3 separate regions of the Homo sapiens genome follow, and all the other regions are linked to region 2. Evidence: chromatin loops called from intact Hi-C (ENCODE). Cell type or tissue: GM12878. All regions are shown on one strand.

Region 1 (8,000 bases), 480 kb after region 2:
AAAGTTTCTTGACTAAAGTCACCTAGCTGGTAAACAATACAGCCAGGATATATTTCTTTTTTCCCTTTCTTGCTTACCATTTTGTAACGTAATATCTATTTAATTACATATGTTGTTATTTGCCACTACAATGTAAATTGTTAAGGGCAGAGATTTTAATCTGTTTTTGTTCATCATTTTGTCTCAAATAATGCTTACCTCTAATAATATCTCTGTCCCTGAATCAACCAACCAATCAATAAGAAAAGGGCACAACATGAAATTTACAATCTAAATATCCTTTTTATATAAAAAAAGAAATGATTCGAATCATGATTTTATTGTTACTTAGCAGAGTTCAAATTCCAGGTGTTGCTTACTGCATGCTTTTTTGAATTATTTTTAAAATCAGAAAATTTAGATAAAATAATGATACATTGTGAAGAATATAAATAAATTCCTTTGTTGATAGTAAGGAATGTAGCATAAATTTGTTAATTACCCAAAATATAAGCAAAATCTTGAAAGCAACAATCATCTATGCATTAAGAATATAAAAGTGTTAACATTTTTCTGTTTACCGATACTAATATCCAAAGTCTCTTGGGCACATTTGAGAAACTTCCTAAAAACATTTTTAAAGTAAATAAGCTTGTGCAGACATCTTTTATTTTTTACACACTGAAAGTATTGGATAAGGGAGATAGAACTCTGAAGTTGAGTTATAACTTTCATGTTATCCTTAAAAATCAACTTTACAGCACCAAACATCCTTCCAGAATCTTCTGAGATTGTCTCCCATCCCCTGCTTATTTATTTATTTCCTTTTATTTGTAGTTGACAAGTAATAATTGTACATATTTAAGGGGTACAGAGTGACATTTCCGTCCATGTATACAAAGTGTAATGATCAAATCTGGCTAATTAGCATATCTACCACCGTGAATATTTATGATTTCTTTTTGTTGTGAACATTCAAAATCCTCCCTTCTAGCTTTTTGAAAGTCCATACTAAATTAGTGTGAACCATATCCATCCTACAGTGCTGCAGAACAATATAACTTACTCCATCCATCTAACCCTAACTTTGTATTAGCTAACCAACCCCTCTTTAGCCTCTCCTCTTTCCCACCCTTCGCAGCCTCTAATAACCAGAACTTTACTCTCCATTTCTATGAGCTCAATTTTTTTTAGCCTCCACATATGAGGGAGAACCTGTGGTATTTATCTTTCTATGCCTGGCATATTTCACTCATAAATGTCCTCCAGGCTCATCCGTGTTGTTGTGAATGACAGGATGTCATTCCTTTTTATTGCTAAATAGTATTCCATTGGGTACATATACCACATTTTTATTATTGATATATCCACTGATGGATATTTAGGTTGATGCCATATTTAGGCTATTGTGAATTTTCTAGGATTTTGAACTCTCTATTGAAAGATCTAGGTTTTTAAATTTATGTTTAAACATTATTATTTTTAACTACAAATATATATTTATGTCAGTAAATCAGTTGTGGTATGTATTTAGTGAGGGTATACTCTTTTCCTGAGGGTTTTATTTTTAAAATATGGATTAAAACTGACACAATCATAAATCTTAAATACCACATTCATGTTTCACAAAAAATAATTTTCCAATGATTTGCTTAACAAAAGACAAAACAATATTGTAAACTGTCAAAGAAGAAAGCAATCACAGTTCCACTGGGAGACAAAAGTGTCTTTCTTCTCTAAATACTGAAGCAATATCTGTACAATATCAAATGCATTTAAAAGGCTAATCAGACAGTTGCCATGATGGGAACAGAAGAGCCTACTTTTCTTCTTTCAAAATCCTGGGTAAGCCACAAATGAAAGGAAATGGAGTATCAGGGATAAAAATGGTTAAAATGCCTTTTTATAGCCTTTCCATTTTCTTTTGAAAAACATTTTAGGATGTAATAGTTAGTATTCCTAAAAGGACTTAAAATACTTATTAATTATAATAAATAAACCAAGCACCATGAACCCAGTTCCTAATTTTCAGAGTGCACAAGCATAGCATTGTTGATGCTATTTCTGGAATTTCTTTCTATTTTCATTTCAATTTTTTGTGATGACATCTTAGGATGGGGGACAGATCACTGATTTCCCTCAAGAAGAATCTTTATTTACTGGGTAACTTTTGCAACAAGTAATACATCAAAAAGAGGGAGCTATGTGTTTCAAGATACAAACAGGTATGATGGAGCAAGTTTTCGATAAATAACTGGCTAGATTATTTTAATTTCTGAACAGCCTAAGATTAAGATGCCCTATCATTATGCCACATTTCATTGTTCTTTCCTAATGGTTTACCTTAGAAAAGGTGCTCAAAATAAAATTGATGCAGTCCATAAATATTAAATGAATTATTTCCATATGCCAGGCACTGTTGCAGGTGGTCAATATGTAAACAGTAATAAATGAGACAGATGTAGCCCCATTCTTATAGTGCTGACATTTAAATAGCACACAACAATTGAATATTTAATGCCCCTAAAGAGGTAGACAAGATTCAAAAGAAAGTAAATAATGGAATGATATATTTTTACATTAGTAGAGTTAATAAAGTAGAATATCAAAAAGAGTATACTTAATTAAATTAATTAATAATTCCTCCCTCCACCTCTTGCTCTTTCTCTTATTTTTTACATATTATCTCTTTCATATTTACTCATAAATAATGAATTTGGTATGTATTACAAATGAAAAAATGCTTTTCCCTTACAGTTAAGTTATAAATTTGTAAATAACCTCAGAAACATGAGCAAATTTGTTACAGGTAAAATGAGTGAACATCACAGTTCTTTTCACTGAATTTCAGAAAAATTTATAAAGTCATCTATATGTGAACAATATTTTAAATGACTTGTAAGGACTGTCTAGAGGAACATAAAGAGTCTCATTTACTCATAGATGCTGATGAATCAATTTATCCCCAAGGCAATGATATTAGTATGTCACCTCTATAGATCGTCCTAGATGATTTGGCATATATTAAAAAAAAAGTGTACTCTTTCCTTATTGATTAGGAATTGATTCCTTATTGAATAGGCTATGTTAAAATTAGCATATCTAATCAATTATTTAATCCAATGAAAAATAATGGGAAATATACTAAAATGTTGTCTCTGCTAAAAATAAAAAAAAAATCAAGAGGAAAGTTATTTCTCACCAACTGCTTTTCTTTATAAAGAATAGTTCCAATACTTAGTGAATGATGGAAGAATTAGGCCATCTGCTGGCAAGTGGCAAACAGGCAACCTTTACACATCCAAACTCAACTAAAGCCACCTCAATGGTACTTAAGGGACTGAGGGAGTTGATTAGAAAAGGGAAGCATTATTTTTCCTTGTCCACATTAATTGGTAATCTTTCACGTTTAATATTTTCAATCGCAGTGATTTAACTTCATAACTTTAAACACTTTTAATAGTGGTAAGGGGCTACAACAGTAGGTAGTTATAACTCTATGGCATGCATCATTTATTTATTCACCAATATTGATTGATAGTCTGCTATGTATAAAGAAGGTTGTAAACATTAGGGACAGAGCAATATACACGACACCTTTCTTACTCTCACAGAACTAATATTTTAGATAGTCAGTTGTTTAATTAACATGCTAAATCTTAATTTTTTGAAGAGTGGAGTAGGCCAGGCGCGGTGGCTCACGCCTGTAATCCCAGCACTTTGGGAGGCCGAGACGAGCGGATCACGACGTCAGGAGATCGAGACCATCCTGGCTAACATGGTGTAAACCTCGTCTCCACTAAAAATACAAAAAAATTAGCCAGGCGTGGTGGCGGGCGCCTGTAGTCCCAGCTACTCCGGAGGCTGAGGCAGAAAATGGTGTGAACCCAGGAGGTGGAGCTTGCAGTGAGCCGATATCGCGCCACTGCACTCCAGCCTGGGTTACAGAGAAAGACTCCATCTCAAAAAAAAAAAAAAAAAAAAAAATAGTGGAGTAAACTGAGCTATATAGTTTCATAGTTTATACTAGATTCTACTTTTTTTCAATTTGGTTTCTAGAGAGAAAAACAATAATTCTTGAATCTCTGTTCTGGAAAATACTAGCTCATCATTTTGTCAGCCAATGTCAACCAAATTGAATAAATGGTGCTAAAATGCACTTCTGAGGATTCTTGGCCCTTATACATTTGACTGACTCTAATTCCAGTGATCTTCTCAAATTGTAGTAATCCATGGAAATGATAAATCTCCGTTAGCAGGGATTTTTTTTTTAAGTAGGCTTTCCTTGAAGCAATAACAAATGACTCTCCCTTCAATATGAAGGACAGAACAAGCATTCCAGCCTTGAGGATGTTTGCATCGGGTCATCCTAAATATAATGCATTGATGTTACTGCTGAAGCTTCTGCTAATACTACTGAACCTGTTATCCAGGAAAATTAAGGACTTCAATTTTCCAAGAACTTCAATTTGGCACCATTCCCAGGATTTTACTTGCACACACATACCACCACCCTTGCAGGTTCATTTCTAGTTCGTAAAACTCTGCGAAAGTAACAAATTATCTAATTAATATCCAAATTGCCTAATTAATACCCGAATCACCCAGTTAATATCAATTCTGAAACAGTTTTATTTCGTTTCTGTCAACATCTTTCTTCATGTAATTCTTTACGGTCTACTCCCTATTCCCATTTTTCTCTATAGATTTCATTCACAAACAACTTATGTTTCAACCATATAAGTTAATACATCTCTTTTATTCTTTCATCTAAATGGCACTAAACTTACTTCAAATCTTTATTGTTTGATTGCAATGGGCTTCTGAAGCCACCACAACATGCAGACCAAAAGAAGAGAAAGAAGGGAGATAGGATCCCCCAGGAGAATTTGTCTCTCAGGTTACATTTACATATTTAAAGGAGAAATATTTTCTAAGAGGTGCCACCTTCAAATATGTACTGGACCATGCCCGAAATCAAGAAATTAAACCTTTGAGATTTTTATTTTTAGTGAGCGAGATTCTGAGGCAGAAAAGATAACAACCACCAGAGTTATCTTCCTAAAACAGAAATGCAGGACTTTCAATATCCTTACATTGCCTATAAGGATTCAGACAACCATCCTTGCAGACTACATGCAGCCCACCTATTCTCCTAGCTTGTCCAAGGCACAGGAATAAGGAAAGAAGGGCTTCACAGAAAACATATACCTTGGAATCAAAAAGAGTCTTAAAACACCACACACACACACACACACACACACACACACACACACACACCTTATTCCAAAGCAAGAACATCTTTCCCAGTGATTAAGGCAGTGGTGTTGGGCATTGGATGCTGGGCATTGGAGGAGGAATTGCCTCAAGGGAGGAGCAGAACTGCACTTCAACATAACTAGGGCTTCATCTCAAGATGGTGGTGCTCATATCTCTCCAGGGTAGTGCAGTGTAGCACACTAGGGTATGAGTGAGGATGGTGCTGCTCTGCGTTAATAATTGAAAAGTGCCCATGGTTAAGATGTGACTTTTATGGGCCTTGAAGATAAAGATTATTTTAACTATGGGGACAGGAGGCAGGTTGGCTGAATGCAATGGGCTATGTCTCATGGATTTCTCAATGCTCTGTGTTGTTGTTGACACACATGTATTCTGCTATTAAAACATTGTATTATTTTGGATAAGGCACTTCACTTCTCTGAGTCTGACTTTTTCTGTTAGATAAAGATGATTGTAATACCTATTTCTTGGAGTGGCTTTGAGAAAGGGGTGAACTAATGCACGAGGATACGCGTTGTGTTTTAAAGCACTATACAAAGGTAAAATATTAAGCACTAGAAAGCTGTTTGGTACTGCTAAGTCACAAATGTTCCCACATATTAACCTTTTAGTGACTAAAATAGAATTCTAATTATCTTACTGGTATTCTCGTATTCAGTAAAATAAATAACATAGCTTGCAAGGATACACACACACACACACACACACACACACACAGTACATGTAGTCACTCTCCTATAGGACTCAAAGCTTTGTTCAGTTTGAATCTTAAAAATGTGACTCATAGATATTTTGCTGTTTTCTGACTTTGCCCATTTGAACAAAAGTTGCCTAACATTAAATCCTAAAAATAAGTCCAAAGCTATTATTGATTCATTAAGAATAATTACAAATAAATCTACCTTTCCAGTTTCATCTTGCCAAATTACCTTCCTGATTTCTTACTATATGCCCATGCATTGCAGACTCCTAATATTTAACCAAGCTATGTTCTACTATTCTTCTGTGCCTTTGACCATGTGAATCATTAATTTGATTATTTTATCCTCATTATTTTATCTATTTGATAAAAAAATTCTTGTTTTTCAAGGCTCAATTTATACTACTTCCTTAGTGAAGCTATCTCCAAATTCCTTGTCAGTATTGGGACATCCTCTTTATATAGCTCTTCCTACCTGTACTAAACATGACTCATTATTTTATAAATATTATTAATATGGATGTTCCTATTTAAACTCTTAAAGATAGTAATATCGTGATGTATATTCTTATATTTCTGTGCCTATCCTAGTGTCTAGCACATAGCAGATCCTATAGTAATTGAAAATTTCTTTTAAATATGTACTTAAATGTAAGCTAAATTTTCTAGCAGTTCATCAGTTTGAATGATGCTCAAATTTACTTTTTCTCTTCTTTTTGTACAGTTGTGGGAAAGCAGAGATTATAAAAAGACTATGGGGAAAGATGTTTTTGGCTGCCAAGCACATAGTCTCCCCTTCAAAACTCTGTGATAACAGAATAAATAGTGCTTCCTATTATGCACAGAGGGAATATTTAAACCTAAGGGACAAGTGAGACAGATGATTTGTCATGGTTAGGGTGGTTAACATTGGCCTCAAGGCTATCGGTTAATCTAAATGAAATGGTCAACAAGACTAGAAAGGATCAGTAAAGCTACTGATATGGTAACTGTGTTTCTAAGGTAGAGTCCATTAAGAAACAAGGATGCCACAGTCAGGTGGTCTGCTAGGGTACGGTTTTGAGAAGCAAATACTGGGCACAGCTTAATAAGGGAGTACAAAAGACTAAGCCACCATTTATTTCTGCAAACAGAATCAGATAAGTATTTTCAGTGCAGTAAGAGCTATGCACAGAAATACCAGGTTGTGCAACGAGAGAAAGAGATGCAACAAAGAATGTCTGAAATTTGTGAAAGTAAACAGACTTCTCAGAATAACAATAAAAATTAAAATTTTTGTCATAACATTTAGCACATTTGAATCTGAAATTGAAAAATTACTTTTGTATATAGATTTATTCTAAGGATCATCAGGGAAAAATGATGACTACTTAGGCTAAGACTAAGCTTCTAAATATCCATAGTTAAAATATTTTATCAGATCTGCTTGAAAGGATATTTGTAGTCAAATAGTGCCCATTTTGTATGCATGTAGCAATTTTAGATAGGTAGTGCTAGTTAAGAGTTTGGCAAAACCATGTGTCATTTACTCATAATGTATATAGATTCTTTTTAAAAAATGGCCATTCAGATTGAAGGGCCAAATTTTCATTTTATTAGCAAAGAAATACTTGGTATAGGAGAGCGTGAAAATTTACACTTAGATGTGATTTTGATGACTATTCATAAACTACCCTAGATTTTTTTTTCTTACATTCTTTCTTAGATGGGACCATTACACAGCAGTCAGTATATACCTGATACCAAGCCTGATGAAATTTGCCTGCTTTCAGTCCACTTGGACTGCAAAAGTACGGTGACGGAAGCACTGGCTTTGGAAGTTTTGGTTTTCAGCAAAACTCTCAACATAAAAGCACATAATAGTAGCACATTATCCAAAAGAGTCCTCAAACAGGTTCTTTAAAGGCAGAGCCTAAGACAGAGACTCAGGTGCATTATAGCTTACAGAAGGACTCTGGAGGAAAAACCCATGAAGAATTACACGGGATGGGGAAAGGGAAGGGGCTGAGCAATGATGTGGTCCCACATAAAGTTTAGACTT
Region 2 (8,000 bases):
ACAGCTGCATTTATGAACGAGTTTTATTTATATTTGACGTGCCGTACAATATTTATGTTTCAATTCATAAACTATGTTTTCCCAAGTGGCAAGAAGTGAAATGTTAATTACATACTATTCTAAAATAGACTGAAAGACAAAAGTTTTTGTTTAAGTAAAGTTTGAAATTAAAAAATAGGGCAGTGAGTTAAAAATCTGATTTATTCTTTGGAACTACCAGATGGAATAGTAAAAGAGGATTTTGGGAGGAGAGAGAGAAGAGTAGAGAAGAGAGACAGAGATTGAGATGGATTTTGAAATTGGCCAAGCATCATATCACCGATTTTTTACATTCTGGCATAATAGTACTTCGAGGGTCTGAAGAACCACACCGGTCCGTTTTCCCTTACTTTAAAGATCTAAATGGTATTTTTTTTTAAAGTCTTCCTGGGTACACCAGGAAATTTATTTAAAACCATGCCATTGGGTACGAACTAAGAGCATTCTTCAAACAAACATGACCTTTTCTCTGTTTCTTGTATTGCTCTTCTCAACCCAGCCAGAAATCCCAGACAAGTTTATTTACACACACACCCGCACACGCACGCACACACACACCCCACACGCAGAGTGGCGGAAACGCCCTCTTTCCAACCCTTCCAAACAATTATCTCCGAGAGCAAAAGAAAATAATCAACAGCCCTGTGTGCTGGGCTGAGCCGGAGAGCCGGGCGCGAGGAGGGAGGGCGATCCGCAGGCGAGCAGGGAAAACGTGGCTCCTCTGCCGAGGAGAGGATTTGTGAAAAGGAGCGCTGGCCCGCGTGCGCCTCTTGTTCCCCGTGTAATTTGCAGCCAATCATCAGTAGGTGTCCACGTCCCTGCGTCCTCCTCACCTCGGCGCCAATCACCCCCACCCCCGCGCCCCCGCCCCCAGCCTCCACACCTCCTCCCTCGCCTTTCTCTGTGGCTCCCCTCCCCCAGCAACCGCACACTCGCACACACACAAACAGAGAGAGAAGGGGGGAGGGTGAGAGAGAGGGGAAGAGAGAGAGAGAGAGAGAGGGGAGAGAGAGAGGAGAGACTCCCCGGCTCCCTCCCTCCCTCGCACACAGCGACTGGAGACGGACGGAGAGCAACGCGCTGGGAGAGGAGAGACCACCGACAACAGACCCGCGCTCTCACACATACACTCACACTCGACTCTTTCCTCTCCCCCCACCTCCTCCTCCTTCCACCCCCACCACTAACACCATCTCCTCCTCCTTCTCTCTGCAACAAGAAAAAAAAGCCATTTACAGGTATTTTTTTTGATCCGCATATTTATTTACCCCCCCCCCCCCAACAGTTTGTTTACAAGTATTAAAGTTGTAATTGGGAGCTGCCAAGACACATCTGGATTTGTGTTTCTTTGTGTTAGGGGGTGATGTGCAACTAATTAAAGGCAGACTGGCAGCGTCTGCAAATTCTAAGGCTCCCCAAATAAAAAGAGACTGGTAAGTGATTGTTCTTTCTCTTTCTCTGGCTTTTTTTTCTCTTAAATGTTTGCTGTCCGTTGGGATTGTGAAAGTAGATTATTAATGCTGGACTCCAGCAAGAAAAAGCGTCGCTGTATTAATTTATTAATTAGTCTGCACCCGCCCCTCCTCCTGAATGTTAAATATGACCTTTGATCTCTATGTCTCTGGTAGACCAGACATACAGTATTAGGCATGTAAAGTCACATTGTTTAAAGGCAAAACAGGATCATGAAGTATGGATCTCTAATTTAGCTTTGGCATAGAACTATAGTTATTTGTGTGTGTTTTATTTTGTTTTTAAATAAAATCCAAACAATAGCTGTGGCTTAGATACCTTTTTCATGCTCCAGAGATGCATTGATTAAACAATAATGACCTGGATACTGGGCATAATCATTTTCTACAGTTTCTGGTGGTATTAAACCTTGAGGTAGGAAGAGGGATGGTGATGGCAATCAGAAAAGCAAGGAAAGCTTGTGTTTGGAAACACCACTCTAAGACTCTAAAAAAGGGACGTTAAATTATTTATTTATTTGGAACAAGGTCAAAAGACTAAAAGGTTGAAAATTTTCCCTCCACTCAATGTGATGATATCTAATGCATGGTTGACATAACTAGTTTTTACTGAGTAGCAGTTATTATGGTCTTGCAGTTACAATGTGATTCGCAGAAACTGAAGCTATATGCATATTCTTGCTGTGTCTTCCCTCACCCCTTCCAAGCATCAAGAATATTTAGCCAAGAGCATTTTGGGGGCACCTTTTGTATTGCCCTCAGACCTGAGAAGGCAGCAGTTTTCCCTAATGCGAAACCACAGAGGTGGTTCCTGAGTGATTAGGGACTTGCTGTGATTGAAAGATGCCTGCAAGCTTCTAATCCAGCCTGGGGTGAGGTTCCTTATCTTGATTTACTTTGCCTAATAGGGATTTGTTTACATAAACCCCTCTTTTTAGAGCACCTCATCAGTAGGTCTTGAAGTTTTTGCACTTGGAGTTTGGGCATAACTGGTTCATTAACCTAATTATAAGCATAATTACTATAATTGATAACCATTTTGAACTCTGAATATTTGAGACGGAGACTATTGGGCCCCCATGTAGAATTCCCTGAACTCTGCATTCTAGACCAATCTATGGGCTTCAAAAGATGTCACAAAAAGATATTCTGGCCAAAAAATCTGGAAACAAAGAAACTGGTTTTTTAAGTGAATATACACTTTATGCCTTTGCTTTGCTTCTTAAAAGGCTGTGATGTACTTCTCCCTCTGTAATAAACAACTAAAATACCTCTTCCTAAAGCATAATAATGGCCTGTAAGCAAGGAGATTAATGCAAATACCCAGTTAACATTAAACTTTCCTCTTAAAAAGAGCAAAATTAAAAAATAATTTTGTTATTTTTCTCTGGCAAAGAACACGTTAAAGCCCCCCCCCCTTTTACTCAATGTAAAAATCAGTGATTGTGAGATATCCTTTTCAAAAAGTCCCATGCTTTCCTCTTGTCTTCGGAAGAGACAGCAATCTCCATTAGGAATGATTAGGAATATTCTTATAGAGGCTGCAGGCACTTGGTTTAAAACCTGAGACATTGCTGATATAAATAAATATGTATATATGTAATTATCTGGCTTATCTTTATTTTCTACCTTAAAAAAAATCAAGTAGAACACCACCCTCTTACCCCCACCAAGACCCACCACCAAATGGCTTGTACAATTGAGACCTGTCCTTGGTCCATTGAATTAAGACCCTAACAGAGCCAGCTGTGCTGGGATTCAAACTAATGACCGCAGACACAGAAGGATACTGTGGCAGCTGGTAGTTCTTTTTTCCCTGCCTCTTTAGTTCAGATTGTATGTGGGCAGTCTCTTAGCTCTCAGTTGTATTGTGTTTGCTTACAGTTTATACTCGGATGTATTGTAGACTTTTTCAGTACTTCATTTGCTAATTTCCTGTTCATTTTCCTCATAGGGCCATTGCTGTTTTCTACTTTACAGCATTTGCATGCCCAGGCAGCACTTGTTCACACATTTCATAATGTTTAAATGCCCTCTGCTTATAGGTAGTATCGCCCTCCCACCCATGATTTGCATGTCTTTAGCACTCCAATTGCCCTTTTCCTTAGGCGTTTGTCACCCCCGTCTTCCTTCTTTCCCTGGGTATCCTGGCTATTAATACATTTTCTCAGGAGGGTTATAAGAATAGGGGGGAGGAGCTGTGGTTTGCTGTGGGGAGGGAGGGAGCGGGGGTTGGGAGAGTTGGGGGGGATGGGCTGGGGGGGGTCACGTCTTGATGATTCTTATGCAAACGACCTGATGGAAGAATGTGGGAGCTTTCGGTGTCTGCGGTGGGTTAGTGAGGGAGGTTGTTTATTTTTAATCTTTTTCCTCGTGCAGCTCGTTGGAATGACTTTCTTTATTTTAGTTGTAACAGTTGGAGGATAATGCAAAGGAAGACGCTGCCTGGGAATTCACCGTCTGTGGAAATGAGCCCCAGAGAGGAATAAAGCAGCCCTCACCTTGCTCTCCCCACCCGAACCCACTTTCCCCACCCGCCTCGGCCCCCACCCCAACACCACCATCACTCCCTTCCCTCCCCCCCACCTTTCCCCCTTTTCCACCCAGGTGTCGGACCAGGCGGTCCCCACTTCCACCCTGCACCCCTTCTTCCCCCCCTGCACCATGAACACCAATGTCTGCGTGGAGCCCGGGCCGAGCCCGGAGGCCCCGGGCTTGCCCAAGGAAAGCCACTTGCCCGAGGGGGCTCTGAACAGCCTTGTGGATTACAACTCGGAAATGGAGCGCTACCGCTCCTTTGCCACCTCCTTCTACAAGACCAACGGGGGCGCCTTCCCACAGGCGGCCAAGATCGCGCGCATCACCACCCCCATCTTCCCCAGCAGCGCCGCCGCCGCCGCGGCCGCCGCGCGCATCGGCATGTCCCCCTGGAACTGCGACAACGCGGCCACCGCCGCCGCCGCCACCGCCATGCTCTGGGGCAGCGGCGGGGGCGGGGGCGGCGGCGGGGGGGGTGGCGGCGGCGGCGGCGGCGGCGGAGGCGGGGGCGGGGGTGGTGGGGGCGGCAGGAAATCCTCCTCCGCCGCCGCCTCCTCCTCCGCCTCCTCCTCCTCGGCGATCCTCCCCGCCGGCGGTGGCGGCGGCGGCGGCGGCGGCGGCAGCAGGACCAGCATGCACCACCGAAACGACTCCCAGAGGCTGGGGAAAGCTGGCTGCCCGCCAGAGCCGTCGTTGCAAATGGCAAATACTAATTTCCTCTCCACCTTATCCCCTGAACACTGCAGACCTTTGGCGGGGGAATGCATGAACAAGCTCAAATGCGGCGCTGCTGAAGCAGAGATAATGAATCTCCCCGAGCGCGTGGGGACTTTTTCCGCTATCCCGGCTTTAGGGGGCATCTCATTACCTCCAGGGGTCATCGTCATGACAGCCCTTCACTCCCCCGCAGCAGCCTCAGCAGCCGTCACAGACAGTGCGTTTCAAATTGCCAATCTGGCAGACTGCCCGCAGAATCATTCCTCCTCCTCCTCGTCCTCCTCAGGGGGAGCTGGCGGAGCCAACCCAGCCAAGAAGAAGAGGAAAAGGTGTGGGGTCTGCGTGCCCTGCAAGAGGCTCATCAACTGTGGCGTCTGCAGCAGTTGCAGGAACCGCAAAACGGGACACCAGATCTGCAAATTTAGAAAATGTGAAGAGCTAAAGAAAAAACCTGGCACTTCACTAGAGGTCAGAGGAGATGATTTCTTGTTTCCCAGTCTCCCCCCTTCCCTCCTCACTCCCTCTCCCCTTCAGGGATTCTTGTCTGGCTTCAAGATGCAGTACCCCTTCTCAGAAGCTTCATTCAGGTGGTAAGAGTTGTAGGTGGTTTGCGAAAGGCTTGGCCTCTCCACCACCCGCACCAGCTGCACTTCACGTGACACCGCCCTTCTGATAGAGAGAGTGCCCTCCTTTTTATCCCTGGGGGAAAAATAATGTAATTGAAGAATCAGAAGTTTCACATTCAATATGCTCAATATTTTCCCTTGGTGGTTTAAAATGCCCCCTCCTCCTCATTAAAAAGGGTGGGGCATCTTGCCCAAAGGACTGGACACATCACATCCTATACAAGTTTACTGGCTAAGTTAGTGGCCCATTTATAACAGTGAGGACACAGTTTGTGGTACACAAGCCTGTTCTCATTAAAAAACCGGTAACAAACCACACAGCAGTATTCAATGAAGTTGAAACACCTGGATTCAGAAGGGGATTTCCTACCCTTTTCTAGAATCATTTTTCTACTCATCAAGGCAGAATGTTTTCTATTTTATTTTCTGCGTATCTGATATTTTTGGAGAAAGCTGAAACTGTGTAGGAAGCGGATTTCTACCTGCAAATTTTGAGGAGATGTGACTTAGAATAAAGGGATACAATTAGTTAATTTCAGGGCAGATAAGAGTGATTTTGTTTAAAAATTATTTTATGTGGTTTTAGAATGAATAATTTCTAAAACTCAGTTACAAAAAAAGTATTTCCCCTGGGCTCTGCATTGGACAAAGTAACCATTTTGTGGTTACAAAGTTGGTGTATACACCAAGCACAGTTTTGGTTGATACCTTATATGGTCAATAATAGTTTCTTTTACCTATAGGTCTTTAAAACAGATATTGTACAGATGCTCACTAAAGTAATTGTTAAATTAGGTTATGAATTATGCTAAATACAGAGATTGATACCTTTGATAAAAATTTTGTATTGTGTCCTGATCAAAACAAAAATGGGGAAAAATGAAAAATCACAGGTAAATGACTTTGGTGGTATATTAAACAAAGAAATCTGGACAAGTACTTATAGTTAGTCTCGATAAAATTTACAGGGTAGATAATTAGATGTTCATATATACATGAGACTGTAGGTGGTGGGTTTAGCATTCTGTGCTTTAACATTTTAATATTCTGTGGAGTGAGTTGCAGGATGAGAGTGGCTCTCACAAGTTATCTTAGGGTTATCTGTACATTCTTTTAAAAATTGTGAGTACTGCTTAGAGGAGTTTGCTTTATGAACTGGGAAGCAGTCTTTAAAAGAATAAAGAGAAGGGTTAAAGATCTTTGGTACAGGTTTGAACACAAAGAAGATACAGTTTTTTTTTTAACCTTTAATTGTGTAAATCAAATGAGATAGCCCTCTAGGATTCTAAAAATATCAGAATTATGTTGATGTCATTATTGGGTATGATCAGTTTCATCAAAATATTGCATTTATTCTTCTTTATAAGATAAATCAGCTCTTTTTGGAAAGTTTAACTTTACTCCTGGATGGTTTATTACATTTTCTTTGGCAACTTTCTTTGTGCAAATATAATAGCAACTATAATGCAGGTCCATGTATTTTCTTAGGTGGCAAAAAATAGCTTTTGAATCTTCTTTGCCGGATTAATTTATTGTAACTTCTAAGGACTATGGGAAATTAAAATTCAGTTCATACTGAAATTCTCTATTCCCAGCTGATAAGGACAACATGGCTTTTATTTTTCCTCTTGAAATGTAGTATCTAGAATTATAAATTTGGTTCTGCTGTTAGGCCTCATCTTTAGCTAGACTCGTGGCACTACTTGCATCCCAATTTAAGATATGTAGTAACTGAATAATTCTGATTTATTTAGTAAATAATTACCCTGCAGGGGTTTGATATGAGTACCAATAGGTTTTCTGCACAAGTTTCTATGCTGGTGTAATTTTTTAATTTGATGCTTTTCCTACAAGCTTGTTGTGATATTTAAATTCCTCAGGCATTTTGATGACAAAATCCCATAAAACTACATTTTCTTCTTTTTAAAAAATTCTCATGCACAAAAATTCTGTTACTCTTCACAAGGTGGGGTATGGGTAGAATAAGAAGCTGATTTTTTCCTTTGAACTCTCAAGCTGATCTTCTAACTTCAGATCCCTTCTATCAGAGCATGGGCTGTGTTTCAAGGCTAAGATTATTAGCGGAATACTATTTGGCTAAAAGAAATAAAAAGCTTTTTTTCAAAATTGTATAAGATCCTATCTAGATCATTAAAAAAGACAATGCCATCATGACTGCCTTAGACCTATGTGCAAATACACAGTTATGGTTGTAGGAAACCAGCTGAGCACATGTCAGAGTGACAGGGCTTACATGACTGAACCAAAGCTGGAAGAGGAATTGCAGGAAGGTGAAAAGTCCCCCTGCTGACCTGGTTTCTCTCTTAAATTTGGTCCATCCTCATCTGGGAAAATGTTTTAGAGATTGGATGGGTTCCTGGCTGAGGGCAGTGATTTGGGGACTCATTGTGGATATCACCTGTGGGTTCCAGATGTAAACTCCATAGCTAATATTTGTTGGCTTTGAATTATGGGTGCCAATTAACATCTGGATCATAATAATAACATATATTCTTCTTTATCACTTCAAGACTCATGTGCCACTCTTCCCTTTGACTTGTTCTCATCCCAAAGACTGGAGACATAGTCAGATTTTTTTTCAGGGTGA
Region 3 (8,000 bases), 250 kb before region 2:
ATGAAATCTATGACAGCCATGGAGAAAATGCACTGCTCTTGTCATGGAGTAAATTTCAGTGCAGTTTGGCAAACTTTATTTCTTATACACCTGCTATGACATACATTATATATTTTGAGTCATTTTTGACCATTTACTCTTTTATAAATGTCTATGAATGCTAAGGGTGGCACTTTGTGTACCTAACAACAAATAGAAAAATGTAGTTGTTTTGTGAGTTGCTTAGAGCATACTTGTGTGATCACTAACACATACGTGACTCATCTGGTGACTTATCTGGAGTCAAGGTCAGGATGGTGGTGCTCAGAGTTCTGGTGGGCCTAATCAGGGGACAGAGGGAAGCCTCTCACTCCCATGCCATAGTCTTCAAGGAATCATAGAATGTTAGGTTCAAGGAGACCTTAGACAGTGTTGTGGTTCTCTCAAGGTATTCCAAGATTTAAACATCTGCAACAGAGTTCCCTGTGGAACTTGTTAAAAATTTAAACTCTCTGGCCTCACCTCAGACTAGCTGACACAGATTCTCAGAGAGTAGAACTTGAGAACCTGCCTTTGTAATTCAACTACCTGAGTAATTCTGATCCTGATCCACACTTCAGCTTGAGAGCCACTGTTCAAATACACTTTTATTCCCAATTCAAATTGTCTATGATGTTGTCTGTCATGAATTCTAGATCTCTATTTAATACCCCTCCTCACAGAGAGCAGGATTGAGGCCTGCTGAGATTCCATTAGCTGGTCTTGTGGCTGGAACTGGGGCTGGGTCATAGGAAAGGCTGTTGGGGAAGAAAAGATGTCTAAACCAATTCTGGAAGCTTGTGCCTACGGAAGCACTGTGAATACAACAGCTATAAGAGCTGACTGATACAGGTGTGCTGTATTGGTAATAAACAGTGTTTCCTTGATGCATTTCTTTTTTTCTGAATGGGGTACAATTCTTGACAAAGTTCAAAGGAAAACAAAATAAAAATTTTATCTTAAATTATAGGGTACCTGCATTTATGTACAATTCAGTATATATTAAAACAGTGGAAAGTGCTTTGTTTTAATAAGTAAAACAGTGTTAGATTCTAATCCAGATCATTAAAGAGGGTTTTCTATACTTGAATGTGCAATGGAACATTAGAAAGCAATGTTAGGCACAGGAATAATCTCTTCTTTACTCTGGACTGCAGTAACTGCAAGATCTCCAGCATTCCTGGACCCCTGTATCCTGAATGCTCATAATGCTTTCTTATTGTGACAGCAAAAATTTTTCAACATGCTTCCTGGTGTAGTATTTATTGCCCCTTAGAGAACCATTTCACTGATTTTCTTAGTCACATCATATTCAGACCTTTCTAAAATGGAAGTATGCACATATGATTCCTCTGCATAAAGTCTTTCCATGTTTCCCCATTTCTTTCAGGGTGAAGTTCAACAACATAGTACTCAAGGATCACATTTTTGGTAAGGCCTCTTGGGCAGTTTGATTATGTTGTGTCTCTCCTGTACTCTTGTAGCAGTAACCTATGCATATACTATACTGTAATGATTGGTTTATTCAATCTCTGAAAGTAAGAACTTTGATATTTTTCTATAAAGTGTTTATAGTTCTCAGCCTGGTCTACAAAATCTTCAAGATATACTCGCACATATGTTTCTAGCCTTATTGCTCAGGGTTTTCCACTGACACTCATCATTTCAGCTACATCTAAAACCTGGCTTACAATTTCAAAAACTCACCTTCTCTACCGTTTCTACTCCTGGGCGTACCTGAAAAACCATTCCCTCCTCTCATCACCTATATAAATCCTGCTCATTCTGTAAGACTCAGTTCAGTTGTTATCAACTTCATTGAGATTCTATCAGGGAACAGGTATAGTGCCTGGTGCTGAGGTTGGCCTTTGTTTATATGGAGCAAGTAATCCAGTTATAAATCTTCCCTCTCCCCTGAGGTTGGATTAAGAGCTCTTCCTCTTGCCAATCTCTAGCACAGCACTTATCTCACAATATTGCATTATGGACTGTAAGCTTCTTGAAGAAAGACAATGAACCATCTTTATGTTTGTGTGATCAGCACCTGGCATAGTGCTTGACTCATAGTAGGCACATGAACGGTGGGTTGGAAACCTGGGGAGCTCACCAATTATCAAGACAGCCAATACAATATTTATTACAAAGTTCTGGAGTGGCAGTCTTGGTGGTACTTCTTTCATATTTTGAATTCTGATTATTATGTACAATATTTTGAAATAAGTCCTCATGCAGTTTTCTGGAGATTTTTCCGTATCTTAATTTCTCAGAGTTTTCCTATAGTTAACAGCCCCAGAGCTCTGACTTGGCAGTCCTGATCCCAACTGATTCCTGGGAAGGAGACGCCAGGGGAGGGGAGGTTAAGGTTTGTCCAAATCACCTTGTGTTAATCTTGGGTGCAAGTGATGGGGGCCAGCTGTGGGTACCCCTCCACCGCTTGCCAAATTAAACAGCAGAAAGAGAATGTCATTTCTTCGAACTCTATTTCCTAGTTGACTAAAATTCTAAAAGGAAAACAGAATGGCAGGCCTGGATCCTTTGCTATGTATATTTTCTTAATCTGTCATGGAATACTGGTTTTCCAGCTGTACAATATCTGATTTTGTTTTTCTGTACATAAATAGGCTTTTGATAAATATAAAATAAATGTATAAATTCTGAAAAAATCATCTTCAGATATACAATTTTTATTTCTAAATCACAAGACTACTTTTACAAGCAGAGGCTCTTTTCTAAATGAGACAAACTGAACAATGGAATGTCTTATATTTTATTGTTCTGCTTAGTTGAATGAAATAAAAAAATCTCGATTTTTTTTTAGCATAGTAAATGTCATTGGGAAAAATTATATAGAGCTTTCCATTCTAAATATAGAGGTAACTTTCCAGAAAACAAAAACCACCTTTTGTGAAGAAATGTACCTAATGTACATTTTAAAATACTATCTAAGTTCAGGCACAGTGGCTCACACCTATAATCCCAGCACTTTGTGAGGCCAAGGCAGGTGGATCAGCTGAGGTCGGGAGTTCAAGACCAGCCTGACCAACATGGAGAAACCCCATCTCTACTAAAAATACAAAATTAGCCAGGCGTGGTGGTGCATGCCTGTAATCCCAGCTACCCGGGAGGCTGAGGCAGGAGAATTGCTTGAACCTGGGAGGCGGAGGTTGCAGTGAGCCGAGATCGCCCCATTGCACTCCAGCCTAGACAACAAGAGTGAAACTCCATCTCAAAAAACAAACAAAAAACAATAAAATACTATCTAAAACAGTTGTTATTTAAAATATAAAAGCATAATAAAGCTAAACAAACTGCAAGCTGTAAGATGTTTGGAAAATGATTTGAAAATAATCTTATCAACTTCCCTTCCAGTAAACCTTTTTACTTTTGTTCCTGAATTATAAAATCAGAAATTTGAAAAGTATGTTACTCTTATAGTATAAAGCAAAAAAGGAAAATACTGACATAGGAGTATCATAGGTATGGGGCAAAAATAGCTTCAAAAAAAAAAAATCATTTAGCCTAGGTATGTTGCTCATCCTCATTGCCCGCTGGCCTAGACCATAACTCAAAGGCCAGAGGAATTGCCAGCTGGCCCTGGCTTTACTGTCTTCTAGCTGTGTTTTTACTTGGTAAAGAACCTTTAGCTCTCTGGGCCCCAATTTCATCATCTGCTAAAAGAGGGAATTTTTTTTAACAGGCATGTTGTTATGTAAAAATGAGAAACTATATTGTCTGTAAAAAATATCTGAATGAGCTATAAGATAGTATACAACAGTAAAATATTGTAAGTATTGTTCATATCTCATTCTTTCCCAATGTAACTTCTAATCCTTTGTTTTTTAGGAAGATAAAAATTGCACAGATACATTTGTTATATAGAAATACACTAAGCTTTTTAGAAATCTTTCAGAATGCATTACTATTCATCCTGCTAGATTCAGTCTTAGGACACCTCCACGATGTCATTAACACTTTTGGGTGCTTATAGAGTAAGTGATTGTCACAAATCAAACCTTTACATTTCAAGAGATAAGCAATGTGAGTAAATAAAATTTCAAAATAGAGAATTTAAAATGAATTTCCTTAAAATTAGAGCCTAAAGTTATTTTGGTGCCTTTAGACATATTTTAAATGAAATAAATTCAATAAAAGCCATATGGTTTATTAATATTTAGCTCTATTTCCCTTTACAAAGGACCATAGTATGATTTTAAGAAAATATTTATTTCATGCAGCTTCAGAGTTGTTGTTGTTCTCCTTCCTTGTATAATTGCATCCATCTTATTTTTTCCTCTTAGAATCAGAGTTTCTATTTTTGCTAGCTTGTGGTGCAGATTTTACTACTAAACACTGGGAATATCAAACTGGGCAATCAAATAAGCTTTCAAGGCTCCCACTCCCTTGAGACATGAGCAGGACGCAGGGCTAAATTTGGGGTTCCAATTCCTACCCCTCAAACAGTGGCAGGCTGAAGCCACACTTAGCCTTCATACAAGATTCATGATAATCCTGGGACTGGCTTGGCTCTGACACTGTATTAGATATGTGAAGATCCAAGCTGCTCTCTACATAACTCAGGGCAGAATAGGGATTGCTTTGTAGGCACCCTGGCTGTTTTAAAGTTTTCTTTTAACCAAGTGACTTTGAAATTTCTCAGTATTTTTTTTGTGTGTGAGTGAAAAGAGAGTCAGACAGAGGAGAGCTGACGTTCCCCAGGGGCAAATCGTGTTTTCGGTTCCTCTTTATACCAAAGTTTTTCTTGCATTTTATCTTATGTCTCCTCCTACAAGCTAAAGATTTGAGCAGTTCTTTTCTTACCAAATTTAAGGGATGAACGCTGCAAGGACATGTACCGACCATTGGATCTTAAATGCTTTACTCAAAGTACAGAAGGTAAATGCAGAAGTTTTCATTAATCCCTAACCACATTATTTGACACCTAGGTCTTTTTTATTAGACACTTATGGAGAAGCATTTGTAATCTTTACTTCAAAAACAAATGATAAGATGTCACTTTAACAGTTGCAGCCTTTATCAAGAGTTAGCTGATTGTATTTTATGTTTTTGTTTTTGTTTTTATTATGGGAGAAGAAGGCAATAAAGAAGGAAACAGACTTTCATAGCTCAAGACCATTTGGTCTTTACCGCATAACTTAATTGGATCCTCACAAAAGTCCTAGGGAGCAGATATTATAAATGCAATTTTAGATGGGCAGAAACAGGATCAGGAAGGTTAGGTGATATATTCAAATCACACAGCTAACACATAGTAGATCCAAAACTCAAAATCAATTTTGTCTGATTCTAAAGTTCATGCTTTTTCCACTGGCTACTAATGCCTCATAGAAAGGAAAGAGATTGAGGTACCTGACCTAGCCAGAGAACAGTGAGATTTATGTTCCAGTTCCCTGGTTTCTGAACAATTCTTCCATGAAATGATGATAACACCACCATATTATATTCCAGGGTTGCCAAATACATGGGACCAATACAAAACAGCATCTCCTCCTCCTGCCTGCTCAGGTCCTTCTGAAACCTCTGCGAACACTTCCTCTCGGGAGAGTTCTACCACGCTTTGCTCTGTTTTAGCATTTTCTTATTGAGACACCTGCCTCCTCACCTCATTTGTCCCATAGTGTTATAAAACAGAGGCAAACAAATGTTTTTAGAGAAAAAGCAAGGGAATAATAATAAGTTAGTTAGGACCTACCTTCTTTTGGATTAAAAATGATGCACGAGGTATTTTTGTGATACGAGTCCATTGCAACTTCTAGTGAAACAAACCTTCCCGTGAAGTAGATCAGAGATAACAAGAATCACATTCTACACATGCCTAAACTCTAATTCTTTTTTCTATGCCTGGCTTGAATCAGGTAAATTTTAATCCTTTATTTGTGACTGAAAACAAACTTGGCTACTGTCTGGGTGGAAGCAAAGGTAAGGACCCCTGTAGGTGAGAGATGTAGTTGGATATTGATTTGGTCAGATATACTTTACCTTATTTCACAATAGAGGACTGTATTTGGGGCTCCTGAAAGGGTCTAAAAAAATGGAGTAAAAACATACTAACCCCCAATTTTTCACTGTAAACTGTTTATCAGAATCTTTAGTAAGTTTCCCTTGCCTTTTTATCTGATTTTTAAAATCTGAGTGCACAGAATCAATTTTTCATAAAACTTGCAAGTTTTGAGGCTTTTGCTGCATGTCAGGCACCGTTCTAGGTATTGAGAGCAACAGCAGAAAACAGATAGATTTTGGTTTAAGTAGCTCATATTCGTGTGTGTGTGTGTGCGTGCATGCACACACACGTGGTGAGGGAGTGTTTATGTATGTGTGGCAGGAGGGACACAGATAACAAACAGATACATATAAAATATATAAGGTGGCAAAAATAAATCCCCATGATAATGAGTGCCATAAAAAAATAAACCCAGAAGGAGCTAGAAATTGGCTGGGGTTGGGGTGGGTAGTTTCTCTTTTATATTGAATAGTAAAAGAAGGAACCTCTGATAGGTTATTCTTTGAGAAGAAACATGTTTCTGACATTTTTCAGAAACAGCAAGGAGGTCAGTGTGACTTGAAAAGAGAAATTAGGTGACTGGTAGGGCAAGCAACAAAAGGTTAGACTGTACAGGACCTTTTAGGCCATAGCAAAGACATTGTATTCTACTTTGAATGAAATGAGAAGCATTAGTGGGTTTTGAGCGAAGGCTCACTCCAGCTGCTGTGTTCAGAAAGAATAGAGGAGCAAGCTGGAACTTAGTTATCTTTATTAACTGCCTCTGGACACACTTAGAGGGTTGTAGAGGGGATTGAGTGGTATAATACATACAAAGAGTTATTGCATGAGTTAATACATCCTAAATTCCTAGAACATGAAAATGCTCAGTGTCTTCGTTTGGGAGCCAGCATAATTAAGTGTTTTAGAGATGGTCCTGGGCATGTCCCTGTCTAGATTCAATCCTTGCTCCATTTCCTACTTGTTTGATTTTCTAAAAGTTACCTAACTCCTTCATTCCTTGAATTTCTCATTTGTAAATGTGAATAATATAGTGTCTCCCTCACAGGATCATTGTGAGGATTAAAATTAGTCTATGCCTATGAAATATCTATGGCATCACTGTGCACATAGTAAATATTCAATAAATGTTATCAATGTCACTATATAGCTTTTACATTTTACAAGGTGGTTTCAGGTTTTCCATCTCAAAAGCTCCTTATGAAGTAAATCACATAAATACTTCTATTTTTGTTTTGTAGAAAAAGGGATTGAGGTTCAGAGAAGTGAAATGACTTGCTCAAGATCACTTAGCCAGAAAGCAGTGGAGTGGAATCGAGCCCAGATCTTCCAAGTATTCTTTTCATTATATTCGGCTGCATTTGAATGTTTACGTATGTGTTAGAAGAACTCCAGGTCAAGCCTCTGAGCTCCAAATTGATGATTCTTTTTCTTTTATCATAGGTCTAACTAAAATATTTGTATAATGAATGAATGTATGCATTAATAAAAGAAAGAAATGAAACGAGAAAGGGGAATCCTTTATAAAGAGGACAAGTTTAGGTTGCTAGAACGTGCAGCGTGGATTTAGGAGACTGGATACCAATCAGTTGTTGACACATTGTATAATTCTGAGAAAATTGCCTAACATCTTGAGTCTTTGGTTTCTTCATCTGCTAAATGAAATCTCAGTATATTCTCATATCTGCTGGCTAGATTTGTGAAAATATATGCCAAGATAAAGATGGAAACACTTAGGAAAAAATGCTCCATATACCACATGTGTTGCTACTATTAAACTTCTCTAAGAAAATTCAGATCTAGACACCTCTAAAATACCTTCTGGGGTTGGTTAGTAAGCATTTGCTCAAAAACTTGAATTTTTGCACTTTTTTTGGTGGGGGAGGGAGAGTATGGATTAAAAACTTTTTTCTAGTGGCTTAAATTCATGGTAATTTTCCTAACTACCTTAGAAAAAGTTGTC

Evidence for each region. Hi-C counts contacts between places; a loop is a spot of excess contacts. Peaks named below come from ENCODE experiments on the same cell type or tissue, not always from the same donor. Only the 100,000 strongest peaks of a DNase experiment are listed, where the experiment ranks them.
Region 1: it touches region 2 in a loop (14-fold over the local background); 2 of 110 quality-filtered maps call a loop at or near these places.
Region 3: it touches region 2 in a loop (3-fold over the local background); 7 of 110 quality-filtered maps call a loop at or near these places.

The regions. Positions count from the first base shown.
Region 1 is chr4:104,011,121-104,019,120 of GRCh38, reverse strand. All of the region lies in intron 5 of LINC02503 (long intergenic non-protein coding RNA 2503), which reads right to left. Among named protein-coding and RNA genes, the nearest start is that of LINC02503, 54 kb to the right of the region's middle. In GM12878, a CTCF peak has its summit at 3,252 (motif pointing left); a DNase peak (open chromatin) is centred at 3,266.
Region 2 is chr4:104,487,978-104,495,977 of GRCh38, reverse strand. It overlaps CXXC4 (CXXC finger protein 4), which reads left to right and starts at 1,084. Exons shown (of 3, transcript NM_025212.4): 1 at 1,084-1,277; 2 at 3,919-5,234. The coding sequence starts at 4,176. CXXC4-AS1 (CXXC4 antisense RNA 1) reads right to left here and starts at 5,013. Exons shown (of 10, transcript NR_125926.1): 1 at 4,918-5,013. RefSeq lists enhancers at 3,597-3,646, 7,649-7,838. In GM12878, a CTCF peak has its summit at 4,349; DNase peaks (open chromatin) are centred at 956, 3,507 and 5,607; H3K4me3 peaks cover 7,732 bases; H3K27ac peaks cover 7,670 bases.
Region 3 is chr4:104,740,089-104,748,088 of GRCh38, reverse strand. No RefSeq gene overlaps it. Among named protein-coding and RNA genes, the nearest start is that of CXXC4, 250 kb to the right of the region's middle. RefSeq lists enhancers at 4,614-4,763, 4,794-5,023. In GM12878, no CTCF peak of the experiment used is centred here; a DNase peak (open chromatin) is centred at 4,738; H3K4me3 peaks cover 363 bases; H3K27ac peaks cover 1,758 bases.